Linked DNA regions of Homo sapiens: region 1 is linked to region 2. A link is an interaction called in ENCODE POLR2A ChIA-PET data of the cell type or tissue named here. Cell type or tissue: GM12878. All regions are shown on one strand. Each heading gives the region's core, and the rest is flanking DNA. Links, peaks and the distances in the headings are about the cores only.

Evidence for each region. ChIA-PET counts read pairs that join two places held together with the same protein. Peaks named below come from ENCODE experiments on the same cell type or tissue, not always from the same donor. Only the 100,000 strongest peaks of a DNase experiment are listed, where the experiment ranks them.
Region 1: POLR2A ChIA-PET joins it to region 2 with 6 read pairs; 4 of 35 experiments call an interaction of 5 or more read pairs at or near these places.

What each region holds. Positions count from the first base shown.
Region 1 is chr4:70,612,607-70,617,991 of GRCh38, forward strand. No RefSeq gene overlaps it. Among named protein-coding and RNA genes, the nearest start is that of ENAM, 13 kb to the right of the region's middle. In GM12878, for the core only: no CTCF peak of the experiment used is centred there; no DNase peak of the experiment used is centred there.
Region 2 is chr4:70,675,948-70,681,332 of GRCh38, forward strand. It overlaps LOC101927297 (a long non-coding RNA gene), which reads left to right and starts at 2,711. Exons shown (of 4, transcript XR_938860.3): 1 at 2,711-2,795; 2 at 3,230-3,330. In GM12878, for the core only: no CTCF peak of the experiment used is centred there; a DNase peak (open chromatin) is centred at 2,624; H3K4me3 peaks cover 230 bases; H3K27ac peaks cover 2,866 bases.

The DNA.
Region 1 (5,385 bases), core at 304-5,303, 63 kb before region 2:
TAACATTTTTAAAATTTACCTCATGTGATGCTGGTTTTCCATTTACAGACGCACAAAACAGATTTCTTTTAAAATAGATTTTCTTAAGTGATGAGATGTAAGAAAAAATATTAAGTAAATAGAACAGGTTGTGATTGGATATGGCAATAATCATAAAGACAGTCCATAAATGACTATGTACATGAATGAACTTTGGGAAAACATTGATTGATTTAATTCAACCTCCTCATTTATGGGTGAGGAGACTAAAAGTCCAGAAGAGTAAGGTCTTTTTTGAAGTTTTGGCTGCTATTGGAGGCAGAAGAACCCAAGCCTCTGGATTTCCCATTTGTCACTCGTCCACACAGATCCTCCACAGCACTGAAGTATTCTTTTGAGAACCTAATGAAAGCTGTGAATTATTATTCCCAAAAACGTAAATGGAAACAACACGTAAAATTCTGCCTACAATGTCAGCGATTACTCAGACAGCCTAAAGTTCATTCACGGACCTAAAGTTAAGCAACCCTCATCTAATCATTTAAATACCCACCAATGTGGAGTGTTATACAAGATGAAGCAAATATTTAAACTGACCCAGGCTAAGTGTCTGAATTTTTCTAGAACTCAATAACATTGTCTTTGGGAAAATGAGTCTTAAACACATAAAAGCTTTGAACTTCTAAGTGTGTTTCTCTTCCTTCCAAAACTTCTCAGTACTAAAAAAGTTGACTTCTATAGACAGTATGTGGCTACCAGTCAAGTGACATCAACAGACAGACTGCTGCATTTTACAAAGAGAAAGATCAAACCAGAAGTTTAGTTGATTTCTTTCTTCCATAAACATTAGAGACTGGGGGTAAAGTAGAAACAGCAGCAACCACACTTCACAGAAGCCAGACGTTAGAAACACAAATTCCAGCTTTGAGGAATGATTATTATAAAGCTGTTTGTCATAATAACTTTTGCTGATGCCTTCAGCTGTCTCCCTGCACTTTCATCTTTCCCCAGGGTTCAGCAGCTTTCCAGCTGGAGACCCGCGCCTAACAACCGGTTTGATAATTACTTAAAGATAAGCTCTAGCGAGCACAGAGAAGGAAATGACCGTGGGTTTTTCAGAGTGAATGTGGATTTGCATTCTAATTTATTCACAAACTAGAAATGTATGGGTGTTATTTAAAGATGTGTTTTGGAAAAACTGACATAAAAAAGATCAACCCTGAAGTTATATGTCTAGCACGCTTTGGGTATCTTTCAATGTGACTGTCTAGGGCTGTGCTGCCTCCAAGAAGCAAAGAGGACAGTTTCCCAGAAGACAGAAGCTTCAGCACTTCCATGGGTGGCTACTGTTATTCCTCCTCCTCAGGAAAAATGAAAGAAAGAAATCCTGGTAGAGACTATCTCACTGTCTTGGATCTCTAGGGCTTTCTTTCATATCCGCCCAATGCCCGACTATGCCAAGTCAGCTACTTTCAAGTCAAGTTTATGAAATGTAGCTTTCCCTTTAACAGCAGATTCTAGAAGACATAGCTTTTGCCTCTGTTTGGCAGTTTTGGAATTGTCAGTGCCAAGTGTATATATTGTTGTGAAAGATCCCATCCTGGTTCTAAGAGTTGTTACCTATCCCAGTTTCCTGGAGAATACATTTGTTCAATAACGATTGAAGCGAACACACGTACCAAGCACTGTTCCAGGCATTAGGAAAACAGTAAACAAAACACCAGATCTAGTGTTCCATGTCAGGTCATAATAAGCCCTATAAAGAAACTAAACTGAATGAAGTAAGAGAGGGAGAAGGGATGTTGGCAGGGTCAAGGAGAGTGCTCTGGGGAAGTGACATTTGAATGCAAAGATTTCAAAACTGAGAAGTTGAGATGAACTGCCAAACACACACATTAAAAAAAAAAAAAACACTGCATGCTGAGGAAGCTAAATAACTTACTCTTTGGCTCAGAGGGGAATATGAGACCCATAATCAGAAGACTGCCTGATGCCTCCTTGACTGAAACATTTCCAGTCCAGTATTCTGTACTACTTTCTGCCACATTCTGAAGCACCTTCCTAGTCATGGTGTTAAACAGGTGGGGGTGTCAGTTCAGAGCCAGTGTCAATGAAATAAAAATAAAACAAAATTAATTAATTAATTAAACAGGTGGGTGGGGGGAACATGTAAATTAACCTGCATTCCATGCCTGGTTTCATTAGAACTTGAAAACATTTCTTCTTATGCAAGTGCCAAACAGCAATATAGCATGGCAGTTTAAATCCCAATTCTACCCTTTCTTGTTTGTGACCCTGTTACTTAATCTCTCTGTGCCACAGCTTCTTTATCTGAAAACAAGACAAAAATAATAATAATAGAACCCAACACTTAGAGTTAAGAGTAGTAATAAAATTCAATATGTAAAATTTACAACAGTGACTCACACATTTTAAGAGCTCAGTAAATACTAGGCATTATTGTGCTCTTTAGGCTACTGATGTATGTAATATCAACTGTCATTACAATTATTAAAAAATTAATTATTTGTATAATATTTGTTTAAAATCTGCCTCCCTGCTAGCCTATAAGCTCTGTGATGGCAGGGATGACATTTGTCTTACTTCAGTATCTCTAGACTGCAGAACAGCGCCTGACACAGAATGTGAGCTAATAAATATTTACTAAATGAGTTAATGAACTAAAAATGGATAATTTCCATAGTCATGGAAAAGAAAGGTTTTTATTTTGCCAATAAAAACCTCCAACGCACACTGACTTAATGAGGCTTTAATCTAGAATTTACTGCTTGTTGTGATGAGAGAGATTTACGTAAGCAGTAGCCTAACTTTACTTTGTATAACCAGCTGTGTGTACATGCTCTCCTACTACTTATTGTCCATAACCACTTATCATAAGAACCAAAGTTAGTTAAGCTGTTGTGATTGTGACTGATCTTCATTCATTCAGCTAACACATTTTGGGTACCCACTAGGCCCTGGCACTGTATGGCACTGTACTAGCCGCTAGAGACAAAGTGATACCATGATGAGGAAACCTAGACACTGTGGTAAATGTTAGCACCAGAAAAAGGACATGCAGAGGACAGAAAAGCTGACTCCGCTGGGAAAGAAGGGGGAAGTTTCAAAAGAGGAGGGGATTTTTGAGCTGGCTCATAAAAAATATAGGGGACTATTCCAAGTGGAAGAAGTAAAGGGAATTCTAGGCTCAATAAACCACACATGCCGATGGACAAATATGTAGAAAGATCCAGAGAATCGGGAGAGGGGAAACAGAACACTATGACAAGAGTATCAGCATGTCAGGGAAAAATATGTGGTGTTATTTTGGGGAAAATAGGAGGAGGCCGATGGTGACTTGCATGCCAAGCTAAGAAAGTTGCATTTTGTTCTGTAGTTCCCAGGGAACCACCAAGGGTGTTATAGGATTACTACTGGTTTGGGGAAAATTAATCCTGATAATCCTGATGGTACATGGAGGACTGGAGGGTGTAGTTGGATGAGCCACAGCTAGAGTTATGAATCCAGTTAAGGCTGTCTCTATCCTCTGTGTCTTTGTTCTTGTCTCTGTCTTCTCTATCTCCCTGACTGTATGTGAGTGTGTATCACACTCTCATTCTCGCTATCTCACTCTCCTTCTCTCTCTCTCTGCTTCTCCATTATCACCTGGTGTACTGAGTCTCAAACATAGAATGTGATATTTCCTGGGAATTTCTGATGTAGTGAAATGAACAATAAATTGAAAGTCAACGTCCCCACGAACCTTAATCAGTGGTGCATACCCTAGAAAAATTAACTTATCTCTCTAGGCATTTACTTCCTTATCTACACAATAAAAGGGCTGAGTTACCAGGTTTTATTTAATTCCACAAATATTTACTGAGCACCTGCTGTGCTCTAGGTGCTAGGGATACTGTAGTGAACAAAATAGACAAAACTCCCTGCCTTTATGGAGCTTATGTTGCAGTGGAAGAAGACAGAAAACAAAATTTAAGCTAGGAAAATATGTGTTAATTGATGATGAGTGCAATGGAGAAAAATAAAGTAGAAAAGAGATTTAAAAAGATGATGAAGCTATAATTTTCATGAGGTAAGCCCTCTCTGAGAAGGCAGATTTGAGTGAAGACATGGAGGAGGTAAGGGAATGAGCCATACAGACTTTGAGAAAAAGTATTCCAGACAAAGGGCACAGCCAGTGCAAACGTCTTGAGGCAGCTGTATGCCTCGTATGATCCAAAGTAACAAGGCCCATGTGGCTGTAACAGAGGAGGGATGGAGAGTAGTAGGAGCTGGACATCAGAGAGGTGAGATCAGATTCCACAGGGTCTTGTGGGTACTGTAAGGACTGGCTCTAACACAGGCTGAGACAAGGAGCCACCAGAGAAGGGTCATGATCTGACTTATGTTTTTAGAATATCACTGGCTGGGGGTTTGAGAATAAACTGAAGAGGGGCAAGAAGCAGAGGAACCAGGAAGGTGGTAAGATTGAACCGCAGTGCATGGAGATGTGCAAAGCGAGCTGATCTTGAAGGCAGAGCTAACAGGATTGCCCAGGAATGACAGAAGAAAGGAGTCAAGGATGATCTCAAAGTTTGAAGTCTGTGGAACTGAAAGGACAGACACAGCTCTTTAGATGACCCTTACATTTTCTTCTGACTCTGAGATTCTACAATTTGGAGAAGCTTTTTCTCTTTCTTTTTGGTGAAATCTTCCACTCATTTGGAAACTAGTTCTTAAAAAACAAAATGTAGCTAGGCTCAGTGGCTCACACCTGTAATCCCAGTACTTTGGGAGGCTGAGGCAGGTGGATCACTTGAGGTCAAGGGTTCAAGATCAGTCCATGCAACATGGGGAAACCCTGTCTCTACTAAAAATACAAATATTAGCCAGGCTTGGTGGTGTGTGCCTGTAATCCTAGCTACTCAGGAGACTGAGGCAGGAGATTGCTTGAACCTGGGAGGTGGAGGTTGCAGTGAGTTGAGATGAAAAAAAAAAAAAACTAAAAGTATATGTCACCTCTTTTAAATTATTTTCTCTCCTCAGATAGCCTTACAATAAAGGAAAGTCTATGACAAAAACCTTAAGAAAAAACACTGAAAAAATGTGCATTTGTTTAAAAACCTAATCTTTTCCAGTTACTCATCTTTTGAATACTAAATTGTGTTCCATTCCACATTTCTCATGGATAAGGCAGTTATTGAATTTTTGGTGAGCTCAGAATGATCCCATTACCAGAGGAAGCAGATGAATTGAGAGGGGCCCAAGCCCAGAAACAGGGAAACTGTCAGCCGGCTGCAGCACTCTACGGTCAAGCAGTGATCCTTGTGCTGGTGCTTGCCTAGCCCTGTGCTTAAGGTATTGTATAACAAGTGGAAAGCAGAGATAGACAGATTTTGGTACAAACCC
Region 2 (5,385 bases), core at 91-5,090:
CTGCTATTAACTTAATACTACAAAACTAAAAGTCCCCAAATATCCCAGAATTTCACAAATCAGTCAAGCATAAAATTACTAACAAAGGATAAAGAGGAAGATGTTTTTTGTGTTGTGTGTTTTTTGTTTTTTTTTTTTTTGAGATGGAGTCTCATTCTGCTGCCCAGACTGGAGTGCAGTGGCGCAACCTTGGCTCACTGCAACCTCCGTCTCCCAGGTTCAGGCAATTCTTGTGCCTCAGCCCCCCGAGTAGCTGGGACTACAGACATGCACCGCCACGCCTGGCTAATTTTTGTATTTTTAGTAGAGACGGGGTTTTACCATGTTGGCCAGGCTGATCTTGAACTCCTGACCTCAAGTGATCCACCGGCCTCAGCCTCCCAAAGTGCTGGGATTACAGATGAGAGCCACCGCGCCCAGCCTGGTTGTTTTACTATGACAAAACTGAGGTATAGCCCTTGATCTGACAATCGGTCCTCCTACCAAGATCCTTGCTGGGTTGCTCTGAACTTCCTAAAACTCCTATAGGGCACTCTGTGTCCAAATCCACAAGAGCACACATGACTTATCTGGAATAATTATCAATAAAAGTTTTAAAATATGTTTAATAATATTAAGGAGTACAGAAGCAATTGCAACTATATTTGCAATGTTTGGGAGGGACATTATTCTGCCTAACCTAGAGTCAGGCAAACACTATTCCAAGAAAGGAAACAACAAGTAAAAAGCACAAAATAAGAAAGAGCTTGGCCCACACAGGATGAGGAGCAGGAAGGAAGGCACTTGTAGCTGCAGCAGAGTGAGGGGGAGAATCATAGTAGATAACAACACCATGCACTTTATAGGATTAACTTTTTTCCCCCATTTTTTTTTTTTTTAGATGGAGTCTCTCTCTGTCACCCAGGATGGAGTGCAGTGACATGATCTCGGCTTACCGCAACCTCCGCTTCCTGGGTTCAAGCGATTATCCTGCCTCAGCCTCCTCAGGAGCTGGAACTACAGGCATAAACCACCACACCTGGCTAATTTTCGTCTTTTTCAGTAGAGGTGGGGTTTCACCATGTTGGCCAGGCTCATCTCAAACTCCTGACCTCAAGTGATCTACCCACCTTGGCCTCCCAAAGTGCTGGGATTACAGGCGTGAGCCACCATTCCTGGCCTTTTCCCCCATTTCAATTGTACAAGCTTAGAATCTATTTTGAACTTCAGAATCAATCTTAGTCATTCTAAAGCTAAAGGTAGAGAGCCTAAGCCTCTTAACTTACAGTCCATTTTACCTCTCACAATACCAAGAGCCATTAATACTATTTTTTCACATCTATATGGAGAAATTTCTTCTAATTGGCATTTTTTGGGGGTGGGGGAATTGAAAGATTAGACTGAATCATTTCACAATGTGATGTTTTGATTATGTATACCTTGTGAAATGATACAAAACTTAGAAATCTGTAATTTAAATAAGTGAAATAATCAAAAATGATTTTGTCTAACAAAAATGCTTTAGCTGGCTGAACACGGTGGCTCATGCCTGTAATCCCAGAACTTCAGGAGGCTGAGGTTGATGAATCACCTGAGGTCAGAAGTTTGAGACCAGCCCAGCCAACGTAGTAAAACCCCAGCTCTACTAAAAATACAAAAATTAGCTGGGTGTGGTGAAGTACATCTGTAGTCCCAGCTACTTGGGAGGCTGAGGCAGGAGAATCACTTGAACCCAGGAGGAGGCTGCAGTGACCCAAGATCACACCGCTGCACTCCAGCCTTGGCAACAAAGCAAGACTCTGTCTCAAAAAAATATATATATATTTAGCTATTTTTGCAGAGATATACACTGAATGATTTTTTCTGATATTATATAAGCATTGAATGATTAAAAGTCAAACAGAGCATTTTTACTCAACTTTGATACCCTTTGATACCCTCCTTCCTAATCTTTGTGACTTCCAACCTCATTAAATGTCTGATAATACTAACTGCCATTTTTTAACCCTAAACATTTTCGTTCTTATATGCAGAGTTTCTTCAAATATTGATCTCTATCCAAGCACAGTGTATGTAAAATTTATATTTAGATATCAGGAGGCAAAAGCTGGTCAGTTGGGTGCAGTGGCTCACGCCTGTAATCCCAACACTTTGGGAGGCCAAGGCAAGCAGATCATTTGGGGTCAGGAGTTAAAGACCAGCCTGGCCAACATGGTGAAACCCCATCTCTACTAAAAATACAAAAATTAGCTGGGAATGATGGCGCATGCCTGTAATCCCAGATACTCGGGAGCTGAGGCAGGAGAATTGCTTGAACCTGGGATACAGAGGTTGCAGTGAGCCAAGATCATGCCACTGCACTCCAGCCTGGGCGACAGAGTGAGACTCCATTTCAAAAAAAAAAACAGAGGCAAAAGCTGAATTTAAAAAAAAAAACCCTCAAAATATGAAGAAGAAACTTCATTCCAAATTCTTACTAAAAATTAAAAAATACAAACCAAAAAATTGACTTCTTTTTCTCGAACAGCTTTCCACATAGACTTTTAGGGTAGTCCTTCTGTGGTTAAATGTTTATGAGGAGAATTGCACCTGTGTTGTGGTCAGCTTTTAAATAAACTTGCACCTGCAGTGGTTTTTCATAGAATTGCTGTTTGAGAAATTACATGTCAGTGGTTTGACCATCACACAGAGCTATTTCCCTTCACCATATCACCTGCCAGGCAGGTCCTAATTTAAAAAGGGCCTACTTCCAAAAATTCATTTGAAAAAAAATCTGGTTAGATTTCATGGTAATCTCTCCAGGGACACAATAATAAGTAAGGTTTCCAGGATACCCCTCAAACAAAAAGAATATGCTCCCTTCAATTCATCCATTGCAGTGGTCTGGTCCTTCTCTGCTTTAAGAAAACTTCTGATTTCTGGAGAGGCTTCTGCTCTAGTCAATTATGTCTGCTTTCCTTTTCCTGTATATTATCTGCTAATTCCTGTTTCAGAATCTTTTTTAGTTTGTCATTTTCCTTACCATAAATTTATTTCTCTTTCCTTCCTGTTCATCCTCATAAAAAACCCTAAAATCTTTCAAACTAATTCAAGTAGGTCTAAATGTCATTCCATTCTGTTCACTCTTTTACTTTGTTTCTTCATTGCTAATAAATTCATCTTGTATCTTGTATACCATTTTACTCAGCTGGCATATTACTTTATCACTTTTCTTCATATGTGTGTAATTTTATATATTAATGTTTTCTAGATGCAGAGAGGTGTTCATAAAGAGCAATATCAGATGGCACCCCAAAAAAGGATATGAAAGAACACCAAAAGGGAACTCTAAAGATTTAGTTGGAAAAGTAGGTAAGAAAATACAATTTTCTTGTTCTAACTCTTCTATTCAGAGTGTTTACATCATATGTAAGTGCCATACTAAGTTCATTTTCCCTAATAACGAGAAAGCATAAATCTGTGGTGAGGAATATCCAGTCAGTTATTTTTAAAATATCAGATGCAACTGTAAAGATGTGTCTTAAGAGACACTTCTACTTAGTCTTCCTACTGAACAAAAGAGCAAACGCTGTGGAGTCAGTTATTGCCTGGGTGCAAATGGGACTCTGACAAGTTATAAAATCTTGTTTTCTCTGTTTCATCTATAAAATGGGCATCACTGTAGTACATACTTCACAAGATTGATGAAAATTAAATTGATAAGTGTAAAGCATGGAATATGCTAGAACATGGCTACAACATATAAACAATTACTTTAGCATAATGCTTAGCTCTTGATCTGCCTACTTTTCATATCCATATTCCCAGGACCCTGATTTAGACACAAAAACGCATCACTCTGATGACTATCACCATCTTGCACCAACTTCCTTCTGTCAATTTTCCAATCCTTCCCTGTTTAAAACCCTCCAATGATTCCCCTTTGCTCATAGCATAAATAATATATCTCTACCCAAAATAGATATAGATCAAGATCACATTTGCAAATAGCTTATTAAATTCTTAGGTCATTTTTAATAATTTCTAATACCTTATTGAAATTTAACAGAGCTTGGTTTTTTTTTTTTTTTTTTTTTTTGAGACAGAGTCTCACTCTGTTGCCCAGGCTGGAGTGCAGTGGTGCAATCTTGGCTCACTGCAACCTCCGCCTCCCAGGTTCAAATGATTCTCCTGCCTCAGCCTCCTGAGTAGCTAGGAGTACAGGTCTGGGCCACCACACCCAGCTAATTTTTGTATTTTTAGTAGAGATGGGGTTTCACCATGTGGGCCAGGCTGCTCTCGAATTCCTGGCCTCAAACAATGCACCTGCCTCGGCCTCCCAAAGTGCTGGGATTACAGGCATGAGTCACTGCGCCCAGCCAATCCAAGCCTTTTTAATTTGACACCTGGAGATATGTAGTCCTATAACTCTAGTAGCAGGTAGGTAGTATAACACTTTTGGTCTACTAGTTCACGTGTGCTAGTTACTTAAGTCAGAACAACCCAAAATTATATTTTATTTGCCTTTAGTTAAATATCAAATATGGTCCCACGTTTCAACTGAATTTTAAAGACATCAAAAATTTCTTTCTCTAAAGAGATCCATATATCAAACCATCTAGAAGACATCTAGACACTTAAATAGCTTCACAGACACCTCAAATCAAACATATACAAAACTTAACTTCCCATTTCTTGGCCCCTGCTTAAATCTTTTTTTTTTTTTTTTTTTTTTGAGATGGAGTCTCGCTCTGTCGCCCAGGCTGGAGTGCAGTGGCGTGATCGCAGCTCACTGCAACCTCTGCCTCTTGGATTCAAGCAATTCTCCTGTCTCAGCCTCCCAAGTAGCTGGGACTACAGGCATGCACCACCACACCAGGCTAATTTTTGTAACTCCTGGCCTCCAACAATCCACCCACCTCGGCCTCCAAAGTGCTGGGATTACAGGCATGAGCCACCACGCCCGGCCAAGACAAGTACATAACTAGTCTTAACACAAAGGAGAAAATGTTTAGAAATCCCTAAGAAAGGAAGAGTTAGGGACTATTAGATGTTAATAGAATGAAGTATATCAGAGAAGACAGCCTAGAGAAGACACAATCTTAGCTGGGCCTTGAAGGCCATATAAGCATTGAAATATGAGACAGCCCAAAGAGAGGCCAAGAGAATAAAAATCTCAAAAAGAGAAAAAAAAATGAGTACATAGTTTGGCTAGAACATATAATTCATGAAAGTGGGAAAGCAGCTGGAAAAATAAGTTGGGGCCAGATAAAGGCAGGCCCTGAATATTGGCTTAGAGATAAGAACTTGATTCTATAGAGAATGAGGGGTGACTAAAGAAAAAATTTTAACATGGGCTGTGTTTCAAAAGACCTTCACCACCAAAGCTATAATTATCACTGGGTCAATATTTAAATCAAAATAATT